Regions from separate parts of the Homo sapiens genome. Here region 1 is linked to region 2. Evidence: chromatin loops called from intact Hi-C (ENCODE). Cell type or tissue: Calu3. All regions are shown on one strand. Each heading gives the region's core, and the rest is flanking DNA. Links, peaks and the distances in the headings are about the cores only.

What was found. Peaks named below come from ENCODE experiments on the same cell type or tissue, not always from the same donor. Only the 100,000 strongest peaks of a DNase experiment are listed, where the experiment ranks them.
Region 1: it touches region 2 in a loop (4-fold over the local background); 3 of 110 quality-filtered maps call a loop at or near these places.

The regions. Positions count from the first base shown.
Region 1 is chr11:134,256,333-134,271,992 of GRCh38, reverse strand. It overlaps ACAD8 (acyl-CoA dehydrogenase family member 8), which reads right to left. Exons shown (of 11, transcript NM_014384.3): 2 at 15,345-15,445; 3 at 14,736-14,905; 4 at 13,369-13,478; 5 at 12,909-12,985; 6 at 12,248-12,385; 7 at 10,814-10,949; 8 at 10,621-10,718; 9 at 10,103-10,255; 10 at 9,371-9,473; 11 at 6,138-7,085. The coding sequence ends at 7,033. Among named protein-coding and RNA genes, the nearest start is that of ACAD8, 11 kb to the right of the region's middle. RefSeq lists silencers at 9,811-9,860, 11,363-11,412. In Calu3, for the core only: a CTCF peak has its summit at 9,792 (motif pointing left); a DNase peak (open chromatin) is centred at 9,752.
Region 2 is chr11:134,570,098-134,585,757 of GRCh38, reverse strand. No RefSeq gene overlaps it. Among named protein-coding and RNA genes, the nearest start is that of LINC02706, 130 kb to the left of the region's middle. RefSeq lists enhancers at 1-482, 483-1,127, 1,128-1,773, 9,297-9,797, 9,798-10,298 and 1 more. In Calu3, for the core only: no CTCF peak of the experiment used is centred there; a DNase peak (open chromatin) is centred at 6,147.

The DNA.
Region 1 (15,660 bases), core at 5,340-13,339, 320 kb after region 2:
GGAGGGGGCACAATCACTTTCTCAGAGCTTTGGGCCTCAGAAAGTCTTGCCTCTGGTCAGGCTTCTCCCTGAGGAATGCCATGGAGCACAGGGGCTTCCTGAACCCTGCCCTTGGGGCCTGAATCTCAGGCACAGAACCCCTTACTTAAACACTGAAGCCCAGACCCAACCACCTGTCTCGCCACTGCCCTGTTCTCCCACCTTGCCTTGACTCAAATCCTTGATCACCTGCGCTCTCCCCTAAGCAAGCTCGGAACTGTGGGCAGGGAGGGAGGCAATACTGGGCTGCCCCTGTGCAGCCGGTCTGCAGACCTGCCTGGACACCACAGGGCTCCCATGCCACCCGTGTGTGGATATTCCTCCTCCCATCACTAACTCTAAGCCCTGGCAGCACTAACCTGTTTTCAAACTCTATAATGGCATTGATTCCAGAATGCCACGTAAATGGATTACACAGTGTGTTGCCTCTGAGTTTGCCTTTTCACTCCCTGTGCTGCTTTTGTTTTGTTTTTTGGTTTTTTTGCTTGTTTGTTTGTATGAGACAGAGTCTCGCTCTGTTGCCCAGGCTAGAGTGCAGTGGCGTGATCTCGGCTCACTGCAACCTCCACCTCCTGGGTTCAAGTGATTCTCCTGCCTCCGCCTCCTGAGTAGCTGGGACTACGGACGCCCGCCACCATGCCCTGCTAATTTTTGTATTTTTAGTAGAGACAGGGTTTTGCCATGTTAGCCAGGCTGGTCTCAAACTCCTGACCTCAGGTGATCCATCTGCCTCAGCCTCCCGAAGTGCTGGGATTACAGGCGTGAGCCACTGCGCCCAGCCATGAGTTGACTTTTGATGGGATATCTTCTCTGTTACTGTGTGAGATTTGCCAGTAGCTGCAAGAAGCGATCATTGCTGATGATCCTTTTTTTCCAGTCTTTTTCTATTTGTTCAATAAACATTGAGTTCCCTACTATGTGCCAGGAAGGCACTGAGGATGAAGAGATGATTCAAATATGCTTCTCAGACTCTGATCACCTTCAAGTCTGGTGGAAGACTCTTATGCCCACACATTGGTTTGCAGATAAAATGGAAGTTTCAATAGAAACTTCCAGATTTTCTGTTGAAGGACCAGAATTTCTGTGTGGGAGGCTCAGGATCTTCATCCAGGTGGGGGTTGGGGAAAGTAACCAGTGGACTGTCTTGGAGCATTGTTTATATAAAGACTTGAGGCAATGGTGATGCCCATACTGAAGTTGGGGAGGCAGAGAACTGAACCATGCCGAAGAGCGCACACTAGAAAATTAACCCCAGGCCCCATCTTTCCTGGGCAGTGATGGCTGCCTCAGACTTGAGACACCTGCTTCTCAGCTGGGGTGGGAATTGGGCATCCCTTTCTTTTCTGTGGGACTAAATACCCCCTAGTGGAGGAAAGCTGAGATTCCTTTCTGTTTGTGGTGATAGGAGGTGCATGCTTTCTGTTTGTGGTGACAGGAGGTGCATGCTTTCTGTTTGTGGTGATGGGAGGTGCATGCTTTCTGTTTGTGGTGATGGGAGGTGCATGCTTTCCGTTTGTGGTGATAGGAGGTGCATGCTTTCTGTTTGTGGTGATAGGAGGTGCATGATTTCGCACTCTCCCCAGCCCCAGGATGCTCTGGTTCCAGATCCAGAGACTGGGTGAAAGGGGCAGGGAGCCGGGAAAGACAGGGACAAGGAGCTGGTGCATCCACACTCGACACTCACACGTGGTGACAAAGAACCTGGGTCCTGCCTGCAGTGTGGGAGAAGCTTTGAGGGCCCTGCCTTTTCACAGGGAGGTTGCAGTGGCACATTTTTCTCCACTCCAAGCAATGGAAAGACATTCTCTCACCCTGGCTCATTGTGTCCCTCCTCATCCACCCCTGGTGTCTGGGGTTTATTTTCAGTTGGAAGGACTGGCCAGTTGGGCATCCCACTTCATTCTCTGGCCCCTGAGGGTCCTTCTCCGCTTTCTTCTGGTGTGGGTTACTAACCTGGAATTGCTGCGGTGGAGATGCACAGAGCCATGCTGCTCCAGTCTGTTTACCGCACCACTGTGGCAGTCCCCCGTCCACTGCGGCAGTCCCCCTGTCCACGCGGCAGTCCCCTTGTCCCCCTACCGGGTCCATATGGACACGGAGAGCTTCCAGCCACACGGGGCTTTTACTGACCACAATGCCCTAGAATAGCAAGGCTTTCTGGGTGCCAAAGAGGAAACAAATTTGTGGTAAGAATAATGCATATGGAAGTATTTAGGGCCAGGCTCGGTGGCTCACGCCTGTAATCTCAGCACTTTAAGAAACCGAGGCAGGTGGATCACGAGGTCAGGAGATCGAGACCATCCTGGCCAACATGGTGAAACCCTGTCTCTACTAAAAATACAAAAATTAGCTGGGTGTGGTGGCGCATGCCTGTAATCCCAGCTACTCGGGAGGCTAAGGCAGGAGAATCGCTTGAACCCAGGAGGCGGAGGTTGGAGTGAGCCAAGATTGCGGCACGGCACTCCAGCCTGGCGATAGAGCAAGACTCCATCTCAAAAAAAAAATTGTATTTAGACAATGCAAATTTATGGACGGTGGGAAATTCACTGTGAAGCTGATGAAGCTGAAGCTTCTGGGCTCCTAACCTGTGAAACCTGTATGTGGCCCCCTCCTTTTTTTTTTTTTCCTTTATTAGACAGGGTCTTGCTCTGTCACTCAGGCTGGAGTACAGTGGCACAATCATAGCTCACTGCAGCCTCAAACTCCTGGGTTCAAGCCATGACCTCCCACCTCAGTCTCCTGAGTAGCTAGGACTGCAGGTGTGCACCAACACACCCAGCTAGTTTTTACATTTTTTATAGAGATGGGGTCTTGCTATGTTGCCAGGGCTGGCCTCAAACTCCTGGGCTCAAGCGATACTCCCGCCTAGGCCTCTCAAAGCACTGAGATTACAGGCCTGGCCTGTATGGACCCCTTCTTTCTAAGACCCTGGGAAAAAATCTTAGCAATGTGCTCATGTGCTTATGTTTTTGTAAAATTGACAAAAGGGAAATGCATTCCTGTCATTTACCCAGAAGAGAGGCAGACCAGAAATATTAGGTGTTCAGCACCACAGACTCCCAGACACAATCTTAAATACCTTAAAGGTCCTGGGAAGAGTTGTGCTTTAGACCTTCAGCCTGCCACCCGTGTACGTCTAAGAAAGCCCTTTATTCTCTGGAGGGCTCACTATGTTCGTTTATGAAAGAGGTTAATAACGCTTTGCTTGATATGCTCTGTTCTGAGCCCTTTATTCTTCCTCTTGATTCACCAACCATGCTATGAGGTAGGAGCTTTTATGATCTCCAATATACATGGGGAAACAAGCTGAAGAGAGTTGTGGTAATTTTGCTTAAAGCCGAAAGCGACCCAGTGACCCAGCAGTCCCATAGATAGTTTTTTGGATAAACATAGAAATTGACCTTCTGGTGTTAAAGCTTGAACCTTATATTTGTTTTATCTGAGTTCCTTCCTCAGAGACCTTCAGGCCTCTCAAAACAGGTATCAAAGAACTGGAACTCACCAGATCACTACATCCAGACGAGATGCCAGACCCCTCATTCATCACAATTGCTTCCGTGCCCCTTCCTAGTTCCTGCTTTCTTAACACATTGGTACATTTCTTCCCTGGTATACGACTCCCTAGTTTTAGTCCCTCAGGGAGATGGATTTGAGACTGAGCTCCCATCTCCGCGGCTGCAGCAGCCGATTAAAGCTTCTTCCTCTCAATACTTGTCATCTCAGTCATCGGCTTTCTGTGCGGTGAGCAGCAGGACCTAGACTGAACCCCTGGCATTTCGGTAACAAAGCCACACAATTAGTCAGTGGCAGAGCAGGCAATCACATCTAGATGTAGGAGTCTGGATCCGGGGCCCAAACTGCGGCTGCTGCCAGCACTGGTAGTTGCTGTTTTCCTCAAGTCAATTTCACGCTAGGATTTCTTGACTGTCTCCTCTGTGCAAGAACCCCTCATAAAAACCGAGAGATTGATACATGGAAAATGCTTTGGAGGAATCTTAGTGTTTTTAAAGTAAAAGTATCATTGGATCAGCACTAAAGTAAAAAAGGCATTTCTAATTTATCAAATCTATAAAGGAGGAAGAGAAAATTTTAAGATCCTGTAAATATTCTTGTGTGTGTGTGTGTGTGTGGGTATACAGTTAGATTTTCCTCACAACTGTAATAATTGGAGGCAGTTTGAGGAATTATTAGGATTAAAACCACGTGGAAATCCAATTCTGACCTAAGTCATTGTGTTATGACCGCAAGGCCTCTCATGCCTCAGAGCACGTGGTGTATGCCTTTGTCCTTGCCGCCTCCTACTGAAATTGTGTCTCCTGTTTCCCAGCCCCCAGTCCATTAGGTCTGTCCAGCGAAGTTGTATTTGGTTACCTGCATGTGTTCTGCACCTATACAGCCCCTGACACACAGGCTTTTCCTTAAGACATTTGTTGCTCTGGTTTTCTTGCTTTTATTTATTAAACAGACAAATGAACAATGATATAAATTAGCTCAAAGTTCACGACGTTCTTGCTACGTTCGTCAAATCCCTTGCCAGGGTACTGGGGAACTGAAATCTCTAAATAACTGAGAGTGATACTGAGAAATGCACTTTTAATATGATTTCACCAAAATCTTATGAAGGGGACACATAGGAAGACATTAACATAGCATTTGTTTTTGCTTTGAGTCAAAATAGAAGCCTCTCAGGCCTGGAATGCCAGGAAGCAGCCTGACTACTAGCAAGGTCTTCAAGTTCCACAGCAGACAGGTCTGCATTTGCTAACACTTGTCTTTCCTTCCACCTTCCACATCCAGCGTGAATTGCCACATTCCTTGACTATTTCAAGAACCCATTGACTGGTATGTCTTCTGTCTTGCCTCACTCATATTCATCCCACATGTGCATTCCAGAGTGCTCTTATGAATGAATCAATCTCCTATCTTCCGCATTAAAAACCTTCCATGGCTCTCCACTGCTTACCAAATAAAGCCCCACCCTTGGCTTTCATAACTCTCCATCCGGATTCAACTTCTATTTTCCTTCTGTCTCATGCCAACCCCAAACCACAATTAAACCAAAGTGTAAACAGCTTTTACATAAATCCTGTACTTTTCCTGCTCCTGGTTCCTTCCTGTCTGAAATTGACTTTCTTGATTCTAATTAGACGTTTTCATAAAATCTTTTCTTCTTTTCTTCAGAGACAAGGGTCTCACTCTGTCACCAAGGCTGGAGTGCAGCGGTATGACTGTAGCTCACTGCAGCCTCAAATTCCTGGGCTCACGCAATCCTCCCACCTTAGACTCCCAAGTAGTTAGGACTTCTGGTGTGAGCCACCATGCCTGACCACATTCTCATAAAAGCTTAATTTGAATCCCTTCCTCCCTCATCACTTTTATAGGTTGTCGCCTTCTCAGCTTTATACAGATCTATATCATTGCCTTGCAATACAGCTCTTAGCTCCTCTTAAATAAGGCCTTGGGCGGCAGGAATACATTTTAAACTTTGTAGTGTGCCCACACCCTGTCCTCCTGCAGCACCCAAAACTTCCTTCATTCAAAAAAGACAGTATTTGTTGTTGTTACAGACACATATTCTCTTCTCTCTAAACATTGGCTTGTAGTTAATGTCTTGCGTATTCTTTTCAATAGGGATGAGGGGATGGAGTAACATAGTAAGTTATAACAGAGCTCCCCTGGCTGGGCACAGTGGCTCACACTTGTAATCCCAGCACTTTGGGAGGCCGAGGTGGGCAGATCACTTGAGGCTAGGAGTTTGAGACCAGCCTGGCCAACATGGTGAAACCCTGTCTCTACTAAAAATACAAAAAGTAGCCGGACGTGGTGGCTTGCGCCTGTAGTCCCGGCTACTTGTGAGGCTGAGGCAGGAGAATCGCTTGAACCCCAGAGGAAGAAGTTGCAGTGAGCTGAGATTGTGCCACTGCACTCCTGCCTGGGCGACAGAGCGAGACTCTGTCTCAAAAACAACAAAAAACAGCAAACAAACAAACAAAACAAGGTCTCCTGAAGTCCCATCTGTGAATCTCACTTTAATTCTACTTTCATACATCATAAACAATGCTTAGTTTGCAAAGTTATTAATAATTTAAGGAGCCTGCTTTTTAAAAGCCAAATTGGACGAGAGTTTTATTATTCCAAAATCCAGTTAAGTGTTTAATCAAATACAATTAAACATTTAAAATAAAAATCAACTATAGTAGAACCAGAGGTGGTGAAGGATAGATTTTATCAATGTGATTAAAAATATTTAAAAGGAGGAACAGCTTCAGAAAAGGAAACAAAAACACAAAAAAAATATTCAAAGTGTTTATCAGGAAAAGAAACACTGAATAGCACTCCTAGACCACAGGCTTCTTAACATGAAACCCAACGAATATTCAAAATTCAAAAGTCTCAGCCCTTGATATTGAGGCAGTCCAGAAGTAGAAATACACCCTAAATCACAGCTTAGGAGTAAGTTTCCAAATATCCATTTTATCATGATTTACATTCAGAGGTGTGCTATCCAGAGAAACCTTCTGCATCTGTAGCTGTGGCACAGAGAACGACACAGACAGGAGGGCATTCCTCCATTTCCCCTTCCCACACCTTTGCTCTAGAATCAGGAAGAGCATCAGTGAAAGTCCCCAGGCCCCTAGAGGAGGGATCCAGTGAACTAGTAAAATGCAGACTAATCAAGATAAAGTGGATCCAAGAAAGGACTTTCATGGTTTGACGGTGAATCTTCACTGGTCACCCTTCTGGCATTAGGAAAACAAGGTAGTATGTGTTCTTCTGATGTTTCTCATCAGTCCAGCTCTTCCGGTTCCACTGGGGATTCTGCCCCAGTCCAAGACCCGATGCTGGTGCCAACACACAGGGTGCAGGTCCTGCCCTAGAGGAGCTCAGCCCTTGGGTCTAATCCATGATTCCTTTGGAATAGAGCGGCCCACATGGCACCACTCAACACTGACTGCAGTCGCACTGAACACCAGGCCAGAACAAGTGTGGGTTCTACTCCTGAAGCAGGCTTCTAGAGATCAGTATCCTCATCACTTCATTGCTACCTGTAAGAGGGAGGAAGGAGGAAGAATTTCACAGCAGCAAAGTCTGAGAGTTTAGTAAAGCTCTGACCAGGCTGCTCCAGGCCTAGTTCAGAGTAGCTGCAGATTTAAACTACAATCATTGCTTTTAGCCTGGGAGAGATGAGATTATCAGAGACTTCTCTACAAAGTACTGAAAAATGTCAGGAAATAATACTTTTTTAAAAACTTCTTCTGATGGTAAAAATGCTTATATAAAGTTTAAAAAGGCAGAATAAAAACAGTATATACAGGATAATTCTAATTAAAATTAAAAATGTACCAACAAAGGCAGAGTAAAATGCCTAAAAGGAGATGTACCAAAATAACATTCTGGATGTAGAAACATGAGTGATTTTTTTTCTTTTACTTTTCTTTTGAGACAGTCTTGCTGTCGCCCAGGCTGGAGTGCAGTGGTGTGATCTTGGCTCACTGCAACCTCCGCCCCCCAGGTTCAAGCAATTCTCTTGCCTCAGCCTCCTGAGTAGCTGGGACCACAAGCATGTGCCACCAGGCCCCACCAGGCCCGGCTAATTTTTTGTATTGTTTTTAGATGGAGTCTCACTGTCACCCAGGCTGGAGTGCGATGGTGCAATCTCAGCTCACTGCAACCTCCACCTCCTGGGTTCAAGCGATCTTCCTGCCTCAGCCTCTCGAGTAGCTGGGATTCCAGGCATGCACCACCACGCCCAGCTAACTTTTTATAATTTTAGACAGTCGGGGCTTCACCGGGTTGGCCAAGCTGGTCTCGAACTCCTGGCCTCACGCGATCCACCCGCCTCAGCCTCCCAAAGTGCGGCGATTATAGACATAAGCTACCGCACCCAGCCTACTTTTCCTAATTTTATAAGGTTTCAACAATAAATACACATTTCTTTGGTAATCAGAAAACTGACTTACAAAAGAATGAAAACATTTTCCCTGAAAGGAGGGTATCAATTATTTGCTTCATTTTTAGCAGTGGCCTTTAATGCAAAAAGAAATATAAACCCCCTCGAGGAATCAGTAGTCACATCGTCTCAAATAAAGCATAAACTGTAGATTTATCCAACAGTAAAGTCCATGATGAAACAAAGTGATACAGTGATGAGTGCCCCAATTCTTCTGTAAGTGGGTGATGGTGTGGCCTACAATAAATGTTTTCCTGCTTATTATTGCAGGGTGGAGAGAGAGTTAGAATGAAGGCGAAGTTTCCTACGCACATAAAGCTCAGTGAGAAAGCAATTCCAAGAGTAATGGAAGGAAAACGACTCTCGGGAATTCAGTTTGAACACTGGCGACTGAGCCCATAAACATCTTTCTGGAATGAGGTTTGCAGAAGAAAGCAGCGGTCTAACCTGTGGTAGCCTGTGACTCTGACATTAACACCAGAGCGGTGGGTCTCAAAGTGTGGTTCTCAGACAAGCTGTGGCAGCCTCACTTGAAGACTTGTTGCAGATACAAATTCCCAGGCCCACACTAGACCCTCTGGAGCAGAAGCTCTGGGGTTGAGGCCCGCAATCTGCGCTCCCATGCCCTCCAGGCGATTCCAGCACAGGCTGAGGTTTGAGAAGGGTGCTGTGAAAGGGGCAGGGAAGCCCCATTATATAATGTTTCCAGCAAGGCAGCCTCACGTTGCTTCACCGAAGTCACTCAAAGAAGCCTCTGCCCCTCCTGCTTTTCCAAGAGTCGTGTCATTTCAAGACTTCCGCACTGGCTGTAGAGAGTGGAGACAGCCAGGCTCCGAGCCCGACCCCAACGGCTTCCATGTTTCCTCGATAGAATGTCTGTGACTACCAAGAAGATACCCATATAGTGATGGTTTATTTTATTGAAAAATACACTAGTAATATTGAGACAGGTATCTTTTAGGCCATCTGGCTGATAATCAATATAGAGCTACTGATGACCATACTGGCTCACATTTGCCTTGTCCATCACTGTTCTTGGATCCCTGAGAACCACGTACTCGATAACCTTAGAGAAAAGCCCCGGCTGTGGTTTTCAACATGCTTTCTCATCCATTATCTCAGTTCACCCTTCTCGCAGATCTCCAGAGGAAAAGGGCAGCAGCAGAGCGATCTGAGGCCCCCCGAAAGGGACGAAGCTGCGGCTCTGGACTCCAGGCCCCTGCCAGAACAGCTCTGCGGAACGGGAGGGAGGAGGAAGCCTCGAGACAGACAGGGCTTGACTGCACCCTGAGGCCCAGGAGGCATGGGGACAGAGAGTGGGGAAAGCAGCGATCCCGCCCCCGTTCTGAAGGGAAGAGAATAACCTCTGGCAATTTTTACCTTCTAGAATCTGGTGGACCCTGGAGTCCCGCACGTACTGCTGAACAGCGTAATCCTTCAGGTAGCCGTAGCCCCCGTGCATCTGCAAGGCCTGGTTGCAGATCTGCAGGGAGACAGGGACTAGACGTCTTGGACTCTGGGAAGACTGTGGAGCAAGCAGCTTCCCTTCCTACCCCAGCCCACGATCTGGCAGCCCGCCATAAACCCATGAAAGAACCACAAACAGCCAAGCTCAAAGAGGGCCTCCACATTCTGTATGGTTAGAGACAAGGGAAGTTCACCTACTAAACTTGTCAGTTCCCCCCAGACAGGCGACTCAAAGCCCTCTGCCCCTCTCCCTTATTACCTGCCAGGCAGAAGCTGCCCACAGCCACCCTGGCTGGGATGATAAAAAGCTATGGTTCCCCCTAGTGGCAATGCAGCCTGACAATGTAAACATGGCAGAGTGCTAAATTGGGGCTGCTGTGAACCTTCCAAAGGTGGTTTCTCGCCTAGAACACAACCAAACAACAGTGACATAATGAAGTGTATAATGGCATGCAGCAGGCCTAAAAGCCAGCGATGAGAGCTCCCACATAGGCCGCTCATGAGTTCATTTATATCCTTAAGCTTAAGGTGATCCTTGTGGGATTCCAGGAGGGCTGGGTTCCAAATCTGACTCATGTCTCTCAAGACCCCTGGGCCTAGCAGCTGTTCCCTGTCCATCCCAGGAGAGCCAGAGGAATCACTTACGGCAAAGCATTCATCTGTAGCAAAGAGCTTGGCCATGGAGCACAAGGCCACTGCATCCTTCCTCTCCTCCTGCAGAGCCACTGCTGCATTGCGGACCATCAGCCGCGCGGCCACCAGCCTTGTTGCCATATCAGCCAGTGTGAATTGCAAGTACTGCAGCACAGGGAGCAGAGAACCAGACAAGACTGAGGGGCTTAGACCAGCACCTGGTGCAGGAGCCTCGGTAAGACATCTCGGAGGCGCCTTTTCTAAGTGATCCAAAGCTTCAAAGTCTCTTGCTTTTTCTATAGAGGAAATTTATTGCTTTTAAGTGCTAAGTCCACTTCACTCACCCGACACTTTAATATCGTTAAAGATATCCCAAGAAAAGATGGACAGAAATAAAGCACAAGCTCTGGCTAGGACAGTGGTGGGACTGACAGAGGAATTTCCTGGCTTCTCTCCTGGAAATGTGGGCCCTAGAGCAGGTCCCGGGCTGCAAATAGTGCAAAGCCATGTGGAGGCAAGGCAGAGGTTACCTGGTTACTGGCCAGAGGCTCTCCAAACTGCTTCCGGACATTGAGGTGGTCTCGGGTGAGGATGACAGAGGCGTGGGCAGCCCCCAGGGAGCAGGAAGCTAGAGGGGAAGAGCGCCGACGTTCCAACCAAGCTGGAAAACAGCAGTGCCTGTCCCGGACCGCTACCTCCCTGCCACACCCCTGCGTATCTCACCAATATTGATCCTCCCTCCGTTCAGTCCTCTCACGGCAATGAGGAAGCCCTGCCCCTCGCTCCCAATTCTGTTGGCCACAGGGACAGCACAGTCTTCGAAGATCACAGCTCGTGTTGGCTGGGAGTTCCACCCCACCTGGCAAAAATCAGGGACTGCGTGGTTGCCCAACAATCCAGCAGGTAGGGCGGCCTTCCCTGGGGACGGGAGCCTGTGAGGTATGGGTTTCAGCACCCAAGACTTAGACCCACAAGAACTTAAAATGAGGAAAAAGAAAAAGTTCAGGTTTAAAGGCCTGTCAGCACTCAGAAAGATACCTGTTTCAGCTAAACATTTTCTAACTTATTAAGAGAATCTACTAATGTCTACTCTACCTGACTAACCTACAAACACTTCTCACAACTTCTTTTAGGATTGTGACACCAACTGCCCCCAATTTCAGTGCCTCTAATTGAAAACCACAAACTATCTACAATCTCCCAGTTCCTCTCTGGCTCTGAAAATAGACTGCCTTTACATCATTTCCTTGCTCTCTTTTGTTGATAGGATAAACTCCATTTCTAAGCCTTTTACTGAAGGTCTTCCTGCCCAGGAGTTAGCATGGGCTTCACACACAGTAGAAGCCTAGGAAATGGTTGCTGTGTTACCAAAGAGAAGGGGATGCTAAAATGCATAATGCCTTACAGTTACAGAGGATCAGGAAGGATCCTGTAGGAAAATACAGAAACCCGAGGAGCTGTGAGAAAGAGGTACACTTAGGGGTCATTTCATTACCTGCCTTCTCTCACAAAGTCCCCCCATAACAGTACAAACTAGAGAGAGATGACTGCTTTGAGCATCTGGTCTAAAAAATCTGAATGGGTCTTGAGCCCTTATTACCAATTACGGTTACATGATCACAAGTCTCCTGTTCATGCCCTGGCCATGGCGGCTCTTAATCCTAGAAGTATCTTACTTTTCAAATTACTTACAGTACCTAAGTGTCCTTCTTGGGTTGCTGAAATACCCACAATCATCTCCAATGAGTTTTACTTTATTTTTAATCAAAGAAGCAAAAGGGACCACACGCCTTCCATTACTGAGACTTGTGGCCAACACCAGGTCTTCTCTAAGCGTCTCTTCCTGGAGCAACAAAGTGCACCAACGTAAGCAGCTGGATAAGGAACACAGGCCAAAAGCAGAGGCAGGAGAGGTCAGAACACTCACAGGTGGCTTGAAGAATTTACTGGCAAACATTGTCACTTTCCCCAGAGGCCTAGTGTTTAATAATGCCCTGTTGTATTTCATATGCTCCTGTTGAAAATCCTAATAGAAGCAACTGCTTCAAAGGTAGGTTAGCAAGTATGCAAACCTGTTTTCTGAAATAGAGCAGGAGTTGGGCTGGCAGGTGGCAGAGTCTCATAACCTGAATTGTTTCCTGTCCAACAGCCACTCACCTTTTTCTCCTTCTTGCCAAAGCTGAGGCCAGGGGTCCCCTTCTCAACAACTATGCATGAGATGCCCTTGGGGCCTGGTCCTCCTGTTCGGCACATGACCACATAGATGTCTGACTCACCAGCACCACTGATGAAGGCCTGTGGGGGTAAAAGGGGTGCAAAAGGACCAGGGAATGCTTGAGTTCTCACAGCGTCTGGGAACACCACTGGGTCCTCCTGACAATAAGGTCCAATGGCACAGAGACTGACAATAAGGTCCAATGGCACAGAGACTGACAATAAGGTCCAATGGCACAGAGACTGACAATAAGGTCCAATGGCACAGAGACTGACAATAAGGTCCAATGGCACAGAGACTGACAATAAGGTCCAATGGCACAGAGACTGAGGTGAGGTAAAAGGTCGCTGCAGTGACTGCAGATCAGAGAGGCAGTCCAAGAGAGTATAAAAAGGATAGACAAAAGTCAACGAAATGATCTGGAATCAGATTAGGAGAGATACAAACAGTGAGAATAAAGAAAGAGAAATGGGTCAGAGGTTCTCTTCCCAACACATAAAAATCCTATGGGAGTATTAACCCGCGGATGTGAAGGAACCAGAGGATGTCAGGAGGAAGCTGGGAACAATCTCCAAAGTGCTCTGGGAGGACGCACGCTAGTACCTTGGAGCCATTGAGGATGTAATGATCTCCCTGTTTCTTAGCGGAGGTCAGAAGAGAGGCAGCATCACTCCCACTTCCTGAGGAGGGATCAAAAGGCAGCAGAGAGAAGGTGAGAAAGTCAGTGAGGTCGAGGGAGCCCAGCACAATTCTATCTTCTAGGAAATCTTCTCTAAACAGACCCTGCTCAGAGTGTGTCACTGCAAAACCCAAGTGGCCAAAGGAACTCTCTGTACTTGGTGGAAACTGCTCATACCAGTCAGGCCACTGCCTACCTCCCAACACACCAGATAGGCTTCTTGGTCCTTGTGACATCAGGTCACAGGACTCTATTACTCCTCAACCAAACAGCTAGATAAACAGTGGCTCGACATGTCAAGAGGCTGGAAGGAGTGCTCGGTAATGCCATCTGAGCAGGAAGCATCTCTCCCTGCTATATCTCAGTGCAGTGTGGCAAATTCACCTGGTTCAGTGAGGCAGTAGGAAGCAAACTTCTCCATGGTACAGAGCGGTGGGCAAAATTTGTGCCTCTGTTCCTCATTTCCGAAGCTATCAATCATCCAGGCACACATGCTGATAGGTACACCAAGAAGAAAAGACAATGACAGAAATAAAGATGGAAAAGAAAAAAAAATGGGGGAGAAGGGGAAAGAGAACAAAGGGCAGGGCAGTGGAGTAAAGCAGAAGAGTGGGAAGGGGAGAGTCACAATTGGGAAGACTCTTTAAAGGCAAACGGTGGATTAAAACATATTCCTGGAATAAGGACTACCCAGAGATAACCAGGCTGAGGTACTTCTCACCAGCACGTTTGTACTACTTCTAGTTAGGTTACACGAGCCTCTAAAAATCAGAGTTATATGTGCTTTCTATTAGTAGTTTCTATTACTTCCTCAAATCACTGGCAGTTCCATCTTTGGATTGAGGAAAAGGGTGAGAGGGGCCGGGTGCGGTGGCTCACATCTGTAATCCCAGCACTATGGGAGGCCGAGGCAGGCAGAACACAAGGTCAGGAGTTTGAGACCAGCCTGACTAACATGGTGAAACCCCATCTCTACTAAATATGAAAAAAAATTAGCCAGGTGTGGTGGCACGTGCCTGTAATCCCAGCTACTCAGGAGGCTGAGGCAGGAGAATCACTTGAACCGGGGAGACGGAGGTTGCAGTGAGCCGAGGTCATGCCACTGCACCCTAGCCTGGGCAACAGAGCGAGACTCTGTCTTAAAAATAAATAAATAAATAAAAGGGTGAGAGGACCCTGATCACTCTATTGGAGAAGTCTCCTGGTACCAGCTCAAAATAAGATTTCTGAGAAAGCTGGCTGACCTGATTCCCTAAGCAATACACAGGATGACAGAATCAAGTCCAACAGGCAGCAACAGACCTAGCGTGTACTTATTTTATTTATTTATTTTTTTTGAGATGGAGTCTCGCTCTGTCGCCCAGGCTGGAGTGCAGTGGTCCATCTCGGCTCACTGCAAGCTCCGCCTCCCGGGTTCACACCATCCTCCTGCCTCAGCCTCCCGAGTAGCTGGGACTACAGGCGCCAGCCACCACACCCGGCTAATTTTTTGTATTTTTAGCAGGGACGGGGTTTCACCACGTTGGCCAGGCTGGTCTCAAACTCCTGACCTCGTGATCTGCCTGCCTTGGCCTCCCAAAGTGCTGGGATTACAGGCACGAGCCACTGCGCCCGGCCCCTAGAGTGTACTTTTAAGTCCAGTTCCTTGAGGACACTCAGCTTCAAAAGATCAATCTTTTTCCTACGAATCTGAACTCTCACAGTCAGCCCGAGTGAGCACTTCATTGTGCCTTCCAAGCTTGGGCACTCACTTGTGGATGCTTATATAGGCTGTGGTGCTGGTGCAGCCTGTAGCCAAGGCTTCAAAAATGACAGAGGTATCAAGACGTGACAGCCCAGACCCGCCCACATCTGTTTGTATGTAGACCCCTCCGAAGCCTAGCTGGGCTGCCTTCCGCATCACATCCACTGGGAACAGCTCCTATGTACAAAAGAGAGCAGGGTGATCAGCAGCTGATTCAGAGACGGCCTTCCTTTTAGAGGGCACAGTGAGGGATTAGGAGGCTTGCACATGCGACAGCGTATGAATTCTCTTAATATGCCTGTTTGTCATCTTACAGTGGTTATCAGTTAACATGGGTCCTGTAAAAACTTGTTCTGGCATTAAGAAGTTTCTTTTTATTATCTATAGAACTGCCTTAGTTTTATATCCAAATCTTTATTCAACTAACAAAAAAAAAGTTATGTACAAGATGATCAGGATGCCTTCTAGGAAAAATCATCCACTACCGGTATTCTCACTTGCAGTAAGAGTTGGTAAGTGGAGGAGACATTTAACAATTACATTATCAGGAGACAAAGATAAAGGTCTGCCTGAGACATCTGTTGTTAGAACGTCTAAGCACAAGAAAAACGCCTACCTTCTGGTCCCACTCTGCCATATTTGGAGCCATCTCTCGGGCAGCAAAGTCAAAGGCCACTTTTTGAAATTCTTTCTGCTCTTCATTAAGTCCCATGGAAGCTGTGGGCAGGATTGCATATACTGTTCTAGGACAGGGTCAGTGTTGCCAACAAGGTGTTGCCAACAAGAAGCACCACGAAGTTGTGAAAGTGGATCTACTGTAGTATTTCCCATACACGGTATAGCCTTTAACAGCTAGAGAATGGCAGCTTCTGTCGTTATTCCACTTGTCATATGGAGAAAGGACAGTTCTAGCACACATCCAGATCAACCTA
Region 2 (15,660 bases), core at 2,472-10,471:
CAACCTCTCGGGCCCCTACCTGCCTTGGGTCCCAAGGGGCATTGCTCTATGTGTGGCAAGGGCATGTGGCAGAGTGTCTGGGCACACGAAGGATCTCCAAACATAACAAAGTGTGGATGCCCCTCCCTCACCTGAGTAGGAATTACTCCCTGCTTACTGGCCTGGTTTCCTTTCTTCTCCAGAAATAACTGAGGGATCCTTCCTGTTTTTCCTGTAACAGGAATAAAACCAAACACTTGCGTTTTGGGCTACAGGTTATCCTACACAATCTATACAAAGCTCTCAGACACATGACCTTCCTTATGAGACAACTAGGGAGCAAACTGAAGCATAAGTTAAGAACCATGGAGTCAGCTTTGTCAAGGTCACACAGATAAAACATGCCAAGGTCTCCAGGAAGGCAGAGAAACACAGTTCCATGGGCTTCCCCAGGCCAGACCACAAGCGGAGCTATGGCCAGGCCTTGTGACCAAGTCAACAGCCACCACTGCTGGGGTAATGCTGAGGTCGGAATGCAGAAGTTGGGGGCTGGGCAGAAATAGCTCCCGCAGGGTGTGGGCCACCAGCTATAGAGGAACGTTTTGTTTAGTAAACAATGAAAGGTAAACAAAAATATCCAAGAAAGAAAGAAAAATTGACAGCAATAGTGAAGGAATTCTGGAGGCTCAGATGAGAGGATTGCTTTACTGAATGGTTGAACTCAGCCAGGGACAAAGAACCATTGTTCACGGGACATTGCCAAGGTCCTGGTAAGAAACCAAGTAGGAAATGGAGAAGGAAGGACTCTCGGCCCAGGGACAGTGTCACCTCCCATCATGCTGGATGGCTGTGGGTGCAGCCGTGCCGGGGAGGAGGGGGAGCCCTTTCATCCTCAGCCCTGCCTGCTGGTTCAGCCTCACAGAGCATCAGGAATCCCCTAAGAAAGCTGTACCACGTGAGCTGCAGAGCGGCGAGAGGGCCGGCAGGTGCAGAGGCCTGGCCCTGATGTGCCTCGGCGCTGTGACCCAGGGTTAAAATTGCTCTACAGCCAAACTTCAGACTTTCCAAAAACCACATTTCAAAGCAGTGGCCATCAAGATCGAACCGCAAATCATCTGTTGCTCTGGTTCTTAATTATTTCAGGGAACTGAAGACACGAATAAAGGTCAACTAATGTCCTAGAAAGAGAGAGAGAGATTGCTTGCTCAATCAGCAAATTAATTCTTCCTCAATTCATAAACAGATAACAGGAATGAGTGTGTGTCTCCCGAGCCCTCACAGAAGGCCTGCCCCTGGCTGCCCCTGGCAGCTCCCTGGCCAGGAGCTGGAGCTGCTGGCTTCTCTCCCATGTGTGGGGAGGCAGCAGGGGGGTGGGGTTGAGGCAGGAGCAGCACTTATTTCAGACTCAAACACCACACACAGGGATTGTCGATGAAAACTGACACATGAAATAGGGCATCGGTGGGATCTGAGGTGTCAAGAGGCCTTCGAAGAGGGCGGCAGCTTCAGAGGGTGTCGCCCAACACACCCCCTGTGATGTCGAGTGACCACATGCAATTCCAGTGTTGACTGCAGAGGCTCGTCACCAGCCTGCCTCACGTTGTCATCTTTCCACCTGCTGGGCTGCAGGTCACGGGAAATCCCCATAATGGGGACACAATCTATGGGCACAATCACTATTTCAGATTCCAACTAGACGCTCGGATGCAGGCCAGTGCTCGGGTTCATGCAGCCACTGAGTGGTTGCATCGGGGGCTGCACGCAGGCTTTCTGCCCTGCTGCCCTCAGAGACTGCAGCCCTCTCCCTGCATGTTTGCTGAAGCCACTGCCAGCTCAGAATGTAGACATGGCCACGTCCAAGAGTGAGAAGAGCAGTGTTTTCTTCCAGCTGTCTTATTCAGAAGAAAACCTTTTCCAAAAGTCCCATCTGACTTTCTTGCAGCAACCTTTGGCTCAGGATGGGGCATCCTCCCATGACCTAGCCAGAAAAGCAGCTGAAAAAGTGAAGTCAGATGTTTTCAGCACATTGTGGGTGACGGAGAGACAACTTTAAGAAAGCAGGTAAGTGACAACAGATTCAGCCTCCTCTGTGCCTGGGCACCTCTGTTCCCTCTGCCCTTGCTGGCTGTCCACCCTGACATTTTCTATTCTTAGAAAACCCTACTGTATCTAGAGAGCTCACCACTTCCCCCTTGAACTTCCTGCAGGCTACCACATAGTCACTTGATTACATCTAGCTCCGTACAACATATTTCTCCAGCTTCCAGGTCCGTTCTTTGAACGTGAATGCCTTCATTTCAGAGATGTCATCTCTACCTCTGTGTGCTCCAACCTCACCTTCTCATGTTCCCATCTCGCCCCCACACAAAGCCCAGTCTATTCCACTCACAGGCTCTGCTCAGTAACTCTTTTTTTTTTTTTTTTTTTTTTTTTGAGATGGAGTCTCATTCTGTCACCCAGGTTGGAGTGCAGTTGTGCGATCTTTGCTCACTGCAACCTCCACCTCGCAGGTTCAAGCAATTCTCATGCCTCGCCCTCCCTAGTAGCTGGGATTACAGGTGCCAGCCACCACATCTGGCTAATTTTTGTATTTTTAACAGAGACGGGGTTTCACCATGTCGGCCAGGCTGGTCTTAAACTCCTGACCTCAGGTGATCCACCCCACCTTAGCCTCCCAAAGTGCTGGGATTACAGGCATGAGCCACCATGCCTGGCCTCTGCTCAGTCACTCTTGATGAATGAATGAGCAAGTGAACAATCAAATGGGTTCAAAGATAACCTACACAGTGCTCATACCCTTTAGGACCTTTGGCCTGCCCACGAAGGAAACAGATAACATGACCCTCATTAAGTCAACAGGGCTGTGAGTGCTCACTGGCTTGGATGCTGTGTCTGCTCAGGGAAGAAGGAAATGAGGACTGTTGTCCCTCAGTCACATGGGGCTGTTTTCAGGGTGTCCAGACCTCAGGTGTGACCCTCATGTTAGTTTATCTAGAAACTGTGGTTCTTAAAGTCCCTCATGAGACTGTAACAGTGGATCCGTGCCATTATACCTTCCACCAAACTGAAAGAATGCGCAGCACCAAGAGTGTGCTCTGATGTCAGCCATGGGCCTTGGGTGATGATGATGTCAGTGAAGACTCCTCACTTGTAAGAAATGTTCCACTGTGGTGAGGATGTTGCTGCTGGGGGAGGCTGTGCATGTACTGGGGCAGAGGGTATCCGGAAACTCTCTGTACCTTCCACTCAGTATTTCTGTGAACCTAAAACTGCTCGAAAAGTAAAGTCTATTAAGATAAATTAATTAATTTTAAAAATGTAAAATGTACCCTTGGCAGGGGGGAGGGCAGGAGGAACCCAGTGTGTGTGTCTGGTTCCCGTTGCTGCTTTCGCAGCAAGTCACATGGTGTAGTGGCTTACTACTGCAAACTCCCTGTCTGCAGTCCAGCAGATCAGGAGTCCAGCACAGCATGGGTCTCAGGTGCGTGCACACCACAGGTCTCTGCATCTCTTTCTGGAGATGCTAAGGGAGAGCCCACTCTGCTTGCCTTCCCCAGCTTCTAGAGGCCACCCTCCATCCTTAGACCCTGGCCCCTTCCTCCATCCTCAAAGCCAGCAAGGTCAGGGGGTCCTTCTCATGTTGTATCTCTGACCCTTCTATAGTGAGTGCTTGCAACTGTATGCTGACTTCGCATCCATGTTTATATGGTAAGTTTAGGCCAGGCACGGTGGCTTATACCTGTAATCCCAGCACTTTGGGAGGCCGAGGTGGGCAGATCACCTGAGGTCTCGAGTTTGAGACAAGCCTGGCCAACACGGCAAAATAAAAAATTTAAAAATAGCCAGGTGTGGTGGTACGTGCCTGTAGTCCCAGCTACTCATGAGGCTGAGGCAGGAGAATCACTTGGACCTGGGAGGTGGAGGTTGCAGTGAGCCGAGATGGGCCACTACACTCCAGTCTGGGTAACAGAGTGAGACTCCATCTCAAAAAAAAAAAAAATAGTAAGTTTAACTTTCTCATACAAGAAGCAGGGCTCTGTCACCCTTGACACAGTTCCCAATACTATACCCCACCCAATGGCTTCAGCCAGGGGCCAGAGATAAAATGTAGAGGCATCTCTCCTGCCTGCCATGCTGGACTCTTGCTTTCCCACACTTCTTTAAAAGGACCATTCAGACATTTGCCATTGAACTTAAAGGGACCACTTCTCATTCACAGTATGACCTCCTGGAACTTGTGCCTGCTTGCTCTGAACCCACCGATTAAAGCTCCCACAGGAAACCTGTTTGGATAATGCACTGTTTGGATAACGCACTGTTTGGATAACACACGGGGCCCAATAAAGGCGTTGGCCAAGAGGTCTCTTTTCTCTCTCCGCCTGCGCCCCTGATTTCCATGTACCATGTACTCCCTCAGATCTGTAAGTGCCAAAAACTCCTAAATCTTCACATTAGGGTTGTGTCATTGACACCATGCCCACGGTCCAACCTCTGAGGACTGGCGAGGTCCCAGAAGCCCCATGGACATGGACTCCCTGCTGGTGCTCTTTCGTCCAAGCCTCTCAGCAACTGGGACAGTAGTTACCAGCTAAATTGATAGAGTGTCATTCAAAACACCTTCCCCATTGCCTCTGAATACAGCTGGTAAGGATTCTCTTATTTTAAGGACTTATGTGATTAGATTGGGTTTACCCAGATAATCCATGGTAATCCCCATCCGTAACCATAATCCCATCTGCAAAGCCCCTTTTGCTACCTAAGGTGCATATTCATAGGTTCTTGGGATTAGTGGGGTTCCGTAGGCTGTCATTCTGCCCATCGTGTGTGAAAGATCCACCCCGGGAACTTGGTCTGTGGAGTCTCAGGCCGCACCTGCAGAGATTCAGACCCAGTGTGTCTGGGGCCAGGCCCAGGGACTGGCAGGTGTAACAAGTACCCAACCAGCTAGCGCAGGTGGCCTGAGGAGCTCACCCTTGAGAAGCACCAACTTGGATGCACACCAGGCTGCCACCCCCATGGCTCGCCCCGATGCCCCCAGGAGCCCCTGGAGACAGAAAAGAGGAATACTCATGCCCACTCTGAGGCTGGAGGCGGGCACTCAGGCTGAGAAGAGGGCGCCTTATTGACCAGGACAGAGACAGGGCTGGGGCTCCAGTCTTCAGGCACACAGTTGGGTGCGGCTGTGTGGCAGGGGGAGGGGGTGGTGGCCCCTCCCACAGCAACCCGCAGGCCTCAGCAGTAACTGAGCCCCCTCTGAACCTGCCACCCTGGACCTGCATGAGGCACCTTCCACAGGGCTCACCCCTCAGAGCTCCCCACCCACAGACCTCTGCTCCAGGAGAGAGATTCCATCTGCAGGGAGGGTGCTGGCACCGAGCCCTGCCAGAGCCACTTCCCTTGCAGGCGCGGCTGCGTGTGTGTCACCTGTGCTGTGTTCTGATCTAATTGTTTGTAATTACAAAGTAGCGGGATGTAAAATACTAATTGAAAATTGTTGGTGCTTCCCTTCTGGAGTCTGGAGAGAATGTGTGCCTGTCTGGTTACTAGGAAAAGGATTGTACTTTCTAGACCATTGATCTGCCGTCATTAAGGCTCAGATACAGCGCCCTATGAGTCAGCACGGGAACACTCTTTGCTGGATTCCTCTACCTGGGACTGCAGTCTCCTCCAGCTCTGCGAATGACAGAGCCGCCAGATTTGATGCAGTGTGCTGCCACCACTGCCCTATCAAGGGTTATTTATCTCATTTACTTTCAGAATGGGTGAGTTTAGTGAGCCTCACAATGGTCTCTGCATAGCACGGAATATGAAGAGACAGCCAGGCTGGGGTGCGTGGCATTGAGCTGCCACTGTGGGGAAGGGTGGCGGGAGGGGCAGCCAGCCCCATTGTCCCTCTTCCCCTCTCCACATACCCCACCAGTTCACTGCCCCAAGTGGCTGTGTTCTTACTGTACAGGGATTTCCCAGGACAAGGGGAGCCCAAAATGACAAATAGGCAGCCTCCACCCTGTCAGGACCTTGGGATGCGATGGATACAGATTCCTGAGGAAGGCATTGCCTGTCAAACTCAATAAAGGTCCGCACCTCCCCAAACCCTCACCTCTGGCCCTACTCCTGGGAGCACATGCCCCGCACAGCTCCACTGCATCTGTGCAGGGTGCCTGCAGGCCTGGCCTCCCAGATCAGCACCAGCAGGTGGCTGTAGTGTCCTAGGGGCAGTCACACCGTCACACAGAGAGACACCCACAGAGGCCCCTGCAAAGGGTGACACAGGAGACACACACAATCCTCCAGGCTCCCTTCCCCTTTCTGCCGTCTTCATGCAGATGAGCTCCGTGAACACGCTCTGAATTTTACATGAATACAAAATGAATTTATGTAGCATTCTGCCACTGGGATTTGGGGCTTTATCTGTTACAGCACCTCGCATTACCTGAACAAGTACATACCTCCAGCCAGAAAGCAAGCTCCATGGGGCAAACGCAGTTCCCTCTCCTACCACACCCTCCCTACCTGCAGCACCGGGAACAGCAGGTTTCAGCAAATAGTTTTTGGATGAATGAATGAATGAGTGAACAAATGAATGAATGAATCTGTGTGCCTAGAGACCTTCCCATGCCCTGACTTTGCCTACTCACCATCTCTTCAGCACAGGCGCCCCCAGGGGTGCAGAAAGGCTGGACGCATCCTCTGGGAGCGGTGGCCGCACTGCCTGGCTTTACCTGTCAGTCTCTCCCCAGTGCCCGTGAGCGCGGCACGGCAGGGACCCTGGGATCTCCTTTACCGTGTGTTCCCAGCTCTCGCCAGGATGCTTGTGGTACAGCAGGCGCTCAACAAACATGTGTTCTGTGACTGAATGCATAAACCAATATTTGTGAGCACTTTGAGTCCACAAAGCACTTTCACACACAAGGCCCTGCGCACTCCAGCTCCGTTTGACTCCTGGCTTCAGAGTGAGGGTTATGGTAACAAGGACAGCATTATCTGGATCTGCTGGTTCTTGAGTTATACATAGCAAGTACTAAGAGAGCAGTTTTTTTTTAAGATGTGAAAAAAATATCATTTTAGTTAATCTTTTTAGTTCCTAAGTTCAGATACTAAGGTTGTTGCCCAGGAGAGTGAAGGGCTAGTTGCAGTATAATCCATTTGATCTTCACAGTAATCTCTGAGGCATTAACATCCTCATGATAAATCCCAATTTCGGTTCAGAAAGGTTGAGTGATGGCGGACTGTACCGCATGGGAATGGCAAGGCCAGGCCTGCAGTGCAGCCACAGAGCTCTCTCTCCCTTTATGCTCCCTTCAGAAACCCAAGGGGCTACCTAAGAATAGCAACAGCGTGGCCTGGATTTTCTGAGAAGCCCCAATTTTAAATAGGTTTTCCACTCTGCCTGTAAGTGCACTAGAACATACACAGTTCTCTCTTGGAGAACACGGTCCCCATTCTTCCAATGCACAGCTCAAGCAGACATGGCCAGCCTTGCAACTGCTCACTCAGACTCTGCCTGCTGTGAATTGAGCCCTGAAACCATCACACTGCCGTGCCCCTCCCCAGACCCCCCATCCCCTGCCTGCCAAGCTTATTCTCTTACTCCCATCCCCACCATTGCCCTCCCACCCCCTAGGAAGCAAGCGGCCAGCTAGGCAAGTCCTTCCTATTTCTTTGGCCTCTGAGGCTTCAGGGATCCCAGTGAGTGGAGTAAGTTCAGGGAGGGCTGCAAACCAGAGGGACAGGGCCCCCAAATCACAGCCAGGGAGTCGCCTCACAAAACACCACTTGAAATAATTGGCTTCCGTGCCTGCGGAAATGTAGGTCAGTGCCTCAATGCGACAGCAAAAAAGCATGACCATCCAAGAGAAAGACAGAAGGGGAGTAATTACAAAATATAGATTAAACAACCATCAGATAACAAACCGAATAATAAGCATCAACACACGAGATGAAGGAAAACAGTTAAACCAACGGATTGTAGCTGGTTCCCGCGCTTGTCAAGAGGCCCCCTTCCCCTTTACGGCAAATGCAACTCCAGTCCCAGAACGAGCTTTCTCTTCTCTCAGCTCCATACTTGGAGCAGTCCCAGTAGGGGCTGTTCTTTGTCCCAGAAGAAATCAGAGCCTGGTCCTGCTGCGGGTTTTTGAGGCTTAGAAGGAGTTTTTGGATCCTGGAATAAGGGGACCTTTGGGGATGCATGGGGAGTGCAGAGAGCTCCACGCTTTGCACTGAAGTTAGCCCTGGAGAGCGTTCTACATGAGATCCTCCAAAGACTGTGTCAAAAACCCTGGTTTAAATGGAGTTGTCCTAATACCTTTACAGCTTCGCCCCTTCTGTTGGCAATTTTACCACCAGAAGGGGAGGTATCTGGAAGCTCGGGTAATAGAGACATCTCTTGACCAGGTGCCAGGACACCTTGGCCTGCACTTGGTTCTGTTAGTCGGGTATTAACCTACTGTGTGACCTTAGGCAAATTAATTAACCTCTCTGAGCCTCTGTGTCTTTGTCGGTAAGATGAGAGTCTCAGGAGATGATCTATAATGCATTGCTCTTCCTAACATGGAGCCGGGCAGGCTTCCTGTCTGCTGAGTGAGTGGGGCCTGTCTTGATTAAAGCCAGCAGAAGAAAGGGCGCCTTCCCCAGGCCCACCCAGCAGGTTCAGGGACTCACCGAGCCATGTGGGGCCAGTGCATCACCAGAGCTTTCCCCAGGTCCAGTGCGGGGCTCCTGCTCTCCTCAGGGCATTCCTCCACTTGAAGCAGAAGTTGCCGGCCCTTGTGGCCATGTCCCTCAGCTTCCTCCAGGGAACAGGAGGCCCAGGGTGTTGGAGTGCCCCCACTCCCCTGCCCTGAGCTCCCAAGCTCCTGCAGGCCTGGTGCAGTGAGGAGGCTGCCTGGCCCAAAGATGCCCCGAGACAAATCCCAGCCTCCACGATTGCTAGCCTGCCTGGGGCTTTGAGCACACCACCTCCCATTCAAACCCTCGGTTTCCTTACAGGGAGAGCAGGCTTCATAGCAACAGTTCACAGTGTTAAGAAACACGGACTACACCCAACTCATGTGGGTGTTCAAAAGTGATGAGTACTTTTAACACCACAGTTCTCACAGCTAATGCATGGCAGGCCCGAAACCAGGCTCCAGGAGTCCTATGAGACCCCTATTCTTCCGACGGCAACGTGTTGCTTCTGGAAAGAAACAGCACCTGCTCCTCCTGCCCCTTAGACACTGCTAAGCAGAGGAACTGAGCAGAAGTCCATGCTGGCTAAAGGGCAGTGACTTAGACCTTGAGAACAGCAGAAGGAGGGCACTAAACAGGGGCAGAATCCCTGAGCTCCAATCTCAGCCCCACAGTGGGGCAGCTCTGCTGGGTAACGTGGCAGGACTCTCCGCCCTTCTGCCCCTCCTATCCTGTTCTCATCATCAAGCAAGGATCGGGGAGCTTCGGCATCCATAACTTCACAGATACATTGCGAGGACCTGTCAGGAAAGGCTTTAAGAATATACAAACACTGGTCCAATGAAAACATTTGTAGTAGTAAGGGGCTTTTCAAACTTTGTGTTAGGATGACGATCACAAAAGATGATGGATGTGAAGGCATTTCGTGGATGTTAAAATACCGGGCAAATGCCAGGACCCTTCTTATTAGGAAGGCTGGACGGGCTGCTCCAGAGCTGAGAGAGGACCTGCTTAAGGTCTCATGGCTTGCCGATGGACACAGGACACCGAGCCTTCCTTCCCCTGGGCACTCTCCCCCAGTCTGCATGAGCCGACGGACACAGGACACCGAGCCTTCCTTCCCCTGGGCACTCTCCCCCAGTCTGCATGATGGGGTATCATGCTGAGGGAGGATAGCCATGGGCAGGCTCCCAGCTGGGTTTGTTTGCCTGACGAAAACCCTTCTGTTACAATCCCACTTATCGAAGCAGCTTCCATTTGTCAGAAAGAGCAACTTTGCATAATAAATTACACAGGTGTAATCAAATATTTCCATAGATTTAATTAGGTTTAATTTGTTGTCCTCAAGACGGTTCCCCTCCTTCCCAGCAGAGGTGGCCGCCCCTCCTGCTGCTCCCCTTTTGTCTCTTGTGCCGGAAACAGCCCCTAAAGCAGCCTCTAAGACAAGCCCATGGCAGGGCCTGCCCTGAGACCACCACGGCCTGATTAGACATAGTTGGGTATTTGGCTGGAGGGTGGGCGTGATGACCCTGGATGCTGTAAGGGCTTCACACTCTTAGGCTCTATGTCAGTATGGGCAGAGTGTTTACCCAGTTCTTTCTAATAGCTGCAAAGTGTGCTATTCTATGGATATAACACAATGATTTATCTCTATTAAGGGAACGGATCTGTGTGGAAACTCAGCCACTTACTAACTTGGACAAGTTGCTTTATTCTTAAGTCTCCATTAACTCTTCTGTAAAAAGGAGAAGATAACACGTGCTTTGCAGACCTCACAGGACAGCTGTCAGGCCTGTTATAGCTCATGTAAGCTGCCAAAACAAAATACAATAAACTGGGTAGAACAACAGAAATTTTATTTCTCACAGTTCTGGAGGCTGGGGAGTCCGAGATCAAGGCACTGGTATATTCAGTGTCTGGTGCAGGCCCACGTCCCGATTCACAAGCAGCCGTCTTCTCGCTGTGTCCTCAGGTGGTAGAAAGGGCACGAGGGCTCTCTCAGGCCTCTTTCATAAGGACACTCATCCCACCCATGAGGGCTGTGCCTCATGCCTCATCATTCCGAAAGGCCCCACCTTCTAAGACCACCACTTTGGGCATTAGTTTTAACATAGGAATTTGGGGGGACACCAACGTTCAGCCTACAGCAATGGCCATTTCCCCAGATTGAGTGATTGCCACGTGGCAGGAAAGCTCCATACCACATAAGAGCTCCACACTCATGACTTCATTTCATCCTAGAGCAACGCTACAAAACAGGAACGATGATCCCCACCTGCAGGTGAAGAAACCAAGACTTAGAGAGCTGACTTCGCATTTCCAAGGCTGCATTGCTGGTAGGTGACATGGCTGGGCCAGTAACAGGCCCAAGAGCACCACGGTGTGTGAAAGCCATTGAAAGTGGAAAAGCTCCACCAGACACACCTCTGCGGGGTAAGGGACAGCACAGAGGGTGCCCCAGCGGGGGCCAGGGCCACACTGAGCCACGTGCGGATGCCTTATTTTGCTCTGAATGGAGCGGAAGCCCAGTTTGCTGGAAGATCAGCAGGAAGGGGCTAGACCCACCCTCTAGCAACCAGGCCCACCTGCTTGGCCCCAGCTCCCCAGCCAGTGCTGTGCCTTCAGCAGTGACTTCACTACTGTCTTGACCTTGCTGCTGTTACTACAGTTTTGTTTCCTGGCTGTACCCCCAATGCACAGCTCACTGCATAACACAAGGTAGATATCTGATACATGCATGTTGTATGGAATTAAATTTCCTCTAATTTAAAGAAGCCAGTCAATGGGTGTGAATAGGGAGAGGGTTTCATGGGTGGGAAGCAGACAAAGCAGGAGAAAGAGGCAGTGAGGACCCCTCCCACCACGGGCTCCTCGTATTTCTGGACTGTGAACTCTAAGGAGGTGGCCAGCGGGGGGCCATGGCGAGAGGCAGGCAGAGTGTCCCATTATGGGCACGTGACAAGTCACAAGCTAGGATGCAGAAAAGCAGGTTTCTCCCACTCCCAGAGAGCGGCATCAGCCATCCTCATGCTCCTCACAGCCTGTGCACTTGTCACACTGGGAGGGCCCCCTCCTTGGCCTTCCTGCAGCATGCACCATGTTGGGGCTGGTGTGGGCAGGAACCTGGGACCAAATCCAGCCTACCACCCGCGTCTGTAAAGAAAGTGTTATGGGAACACAAGGCCACAATGAACAGAGCCAAGCCCACGCTTTTAGCGACTGTCTATGGAAGGTTTGCTACAATGCCTGCATTTAGTAGTTGTGAGAGATACCATATGGCCCACAAAGTCTGAAATATTTGCTCTCTGACCCTTTCCAGGAGAAGTCTGCTGATGCTGGCCTCGAGAGAAGGTCGGGGACTCCATTCTCCACCACAAGCAGCTCCATCCCCTTCCTGCCTCCTCTGCCCCCATCCCCAGTCTTAGAACAAGGGCAGCTCCCAGCAGGGTCATATTCAAGATATTTAAGAACTGGTGTGACGCGTGCCACCACTCACAGCAGAAACCTCAGACCTGGAGCAGAAAGGGTGCTGAGTCCGCAGGTTGGCCCTTTGACTCCAGTAAACTCAGGGGCCATCAGGAGGCCAAGGAAGGCCAGGGCAGCGTGGACTACAGGGAGATGGGCACTGGGGAGACTCAGGGCAGTCTGCCAAACAGCACAGCCACAGTGGGGCCTGTCAACACCCCACCAGGCATACACGAGAACTGAGAAGAGGAATGGGGGCAAGAAGCCTGTCTGCAAGCCCAGCCGCCAGGTCTCTTTCCTCCCTTGACCACAGTGAATAGAGCAGGAGAGGGTGAGGCTTGGGTTCCAGCCCTTTCCGGGTCAGGTTCCCAGCTGAGCTGGGCATAGAGCTGCCTGGCACATCCCAGACCTGCTCAGCCTCCCTGGCAGCTGCCTGGCCTGGGCCGCCTGAGGCAGCCTCATCTCCCCATGCTGGGGAGGACGGATAAGAGCCGGCCAGAGGGAAAACTGCCCAGGGTGCCTCTCAGCACGTTCTGGCCATGGTCTGCAGAATAATCTTTTTTAAAAATAAATCCAGCTGGAGTCTCAGCTGAAAACAGCTTCCTCAAAATGGCAGGATAAATTGGACACTTTATTTCAGTGGTAAAACAGCTAGGCTGCTGAACGGCTGGGGAAAGGGCTCATTTCAGCAACTTCATTTCAGGCTGGAGTCTCAGGCTCATCCGGGGTGGGCAGGGGCCTCTCCCACCGTGCCTCTGCGTGGAGGGGTGAGAGGGTGCGGGCAGGACCCCGACCAATCATGCTGGACGCCCCGGGTGGTCAGATCAGTCCTGGAACGATCATCACTTCTCAGATTTTTCGCAGTGGTCCGAGTTCCCCAAAGCACAGCCTCTGGTCAGTCCTGAGGGAGCGCAAGCTGTGTCTGCTTGCTTGAAGATCGTTTCATCTGAAGGCCGGACCTCTGGATGCTGTTTTGATCCAAGAGAAAGACTCTCAAATCAAATAAATGAATCCTGAAATTGAATACCGATTTAGAATAAAAATGAGTGAGGCAATATTTCTCCTGGAGTGAGTCTTCCGTGGGTGTCCGCCTGAGGAAGAGAAGTGTCTGCGCCTTAAAGGTGAGCAGATCTTTACTAGTCCACGGCTGCAGAACTCACAGGGCCCTTCTCCAAACTCTGACTTGTTTAGCCCTCACTACAACCCCGAGAGAGACACGATTCTCTTTTCTCCATTTAACAGTTAGAAAAACAGAGGATGCAAAGACTTACATACCTTTGCTCAAACTACAGAGCTGCAAATGGAACCAAGTCCTCTCATTCAAAATGCCACGTGGACTGTGCATGTTCCCCCAACCAGAAAGGAACGGTTCTCTCCGGTTAGTCTAAGTGTCTTTTGAAACTGAACCAATAGACAGACAGCATGGCACTGTGGATGAAGCATGAACTGGAGAAACTGGAATCTCTGTTATCCATCTGCCTCTTGCCCTGGAAGGTTCTGGAAGGATTCTACAGACTTGAGTTGACATATGTTCATTCTGCACCCATTCCTATCCAATTTCCTTAACGCTGAATCCTGTAGTGCACACCAGACGGTCATTTAAGGGAAGGACCTCATACCCTGACCTGCTCAGCCAGCTGTCCCTTCATCTGCACTATCAGCTAAAGGGAACACACTCCACCTTGCAGGGGCACAGCAGAATTCACTTCTGGAATTAAAAGAAAAATGTTAACTTCTTCTGAGTAGAATGTAGTAGGTCATAACAGAAAAATACTTCTTCTGCAGTAATTAAAATAAGCAGAATAAATTTTTTAAATCATATTTTTAAAGGCACTAAAATTCCAGACCCAAAAGAGCCCTGCCCAGGTGAGCTGAGGCCTGCAAGCTATTCTTTCCCAATGGGCACATTTGCTGATTCTGGGTTTAGATCAGTGGCAGTGCCTGGCCCAGCCCTGCTGGAGGAAACTCTAACTAGTGAAGCTTGCAGCCATTGAATAGGGCAGGAGCAGGGAGCTGCATGCTGGAGCTACCTCAGCACACAACCGGTTTCTGCCGTGGGACCTTTGCTGATTCAGGCAAGGAGACTGTGGATGCAGCTCAGAGCTAGGCCTGATGCTTCCAAAAGTCAGCTGAAATCACCTGAGGAGTCTTGTGTTCAGGAAACAAAGGTGGGCCAGAGGTCAGGGGATCTGCCTCAAAGCACTGCAAGTCTTCCCATCAAGATATTCACTAGGTTTTGAGCCTCCTTGGACAATGAGGCTGGAGTCTTGGCTCTGGGACCCTGAAGGGCAACAAGGAACATCCCACAGTCTTTCAGGGCTGAGGCGAACAAGGGCAAAACAGAGAGAGGCTGAGTTTGTGTTTTTCCTTTCTTTTGCATTCCGCGTATTTGTATTTAAAATTCATGTTGTCTACATGCTATGCCGGTGGGCATTACCTTTCAATCCAGGCTTCCATCTCTGCTTTCTGATTAGAACCTCTAGTCCATTTCCTCGGAATCTAATTGTATGGGCTGGTGTGAATCTGCCTTCTGACCAATTGTTTCCATTTTTTCCTTTGGCTTTTGCTGTTCTGTTGCTCCTTTTCTGTCTTATTTTAGGTCAATGGAATATTTTTCAGCATTCCATTGTGTCTTCTCTATTAGCTTTTAGGCTAGACCTCTTTGTTATTATATTAGTAGTTACTCTAGGGATTACAATATTCATCCTTATCCCAGTATAATTAGCATTAACATTGTATCACTTCACACCTGGCCCTCCACTCTTCCTACTTCATATTTCACATATGAAAGAACTTTGACAAGGTTTAATTTGATTAACCTGGCTCCGTCCTCTGTGCTGTTATTGTTATACCTTTTACTTCCACATGTTAAGCCCCCTACCTTGGAGTCATATTATTTTTGCCTTGAACACATCAACTGTCTATGAACAAAATTAATTGAAAAAAAGATGGTTTTTATATTGACTCATATATTTAATGTAGTAAACATTTAATGTATTAAACTCCTCATTTCTTCCTGTAAATACCAATTTTTATCTGGCATAGTTTCCTTTCGGCCCCAAACACATTCTTTAGTATTTATTTCAATGCAGTTCTGCTGGAAACAAACTCTTACAACTTCTGATTATCAGAAAATGTCTTTATTTTTGCAGCCATATTCGAGCAGTATGTATTGGATATAAAATTCTGGGTTAGCATCATTTTTGTTTTTTACTTTCAGTTCTTTAAAGGTTGCTCTATTATCTTTTGGCCTTTGTTGTTTCTTATGAGAAGTCGCGTCATGCATATTGCTGGCCCTCTGTAGGTTTATTTGCTTATGCTGTTTCCAAGATTTGATCTTCATCTTTGTTTTTTTATGTAATCTGCATAGACACGACGTTTTCCTTGTATTTATCCTATTAAGTTATTGCTAAGCTTCTTAGATCTCTACGTAATGTTTTTCTTCAAATTCAGGAAATATTTGGCTATTATTTTTTCAAATAATTTTTACTACCACATTCTTATTATCTACTCCTTCTGGGACTCAAGGATATTGTGCTGTGTTGTCTC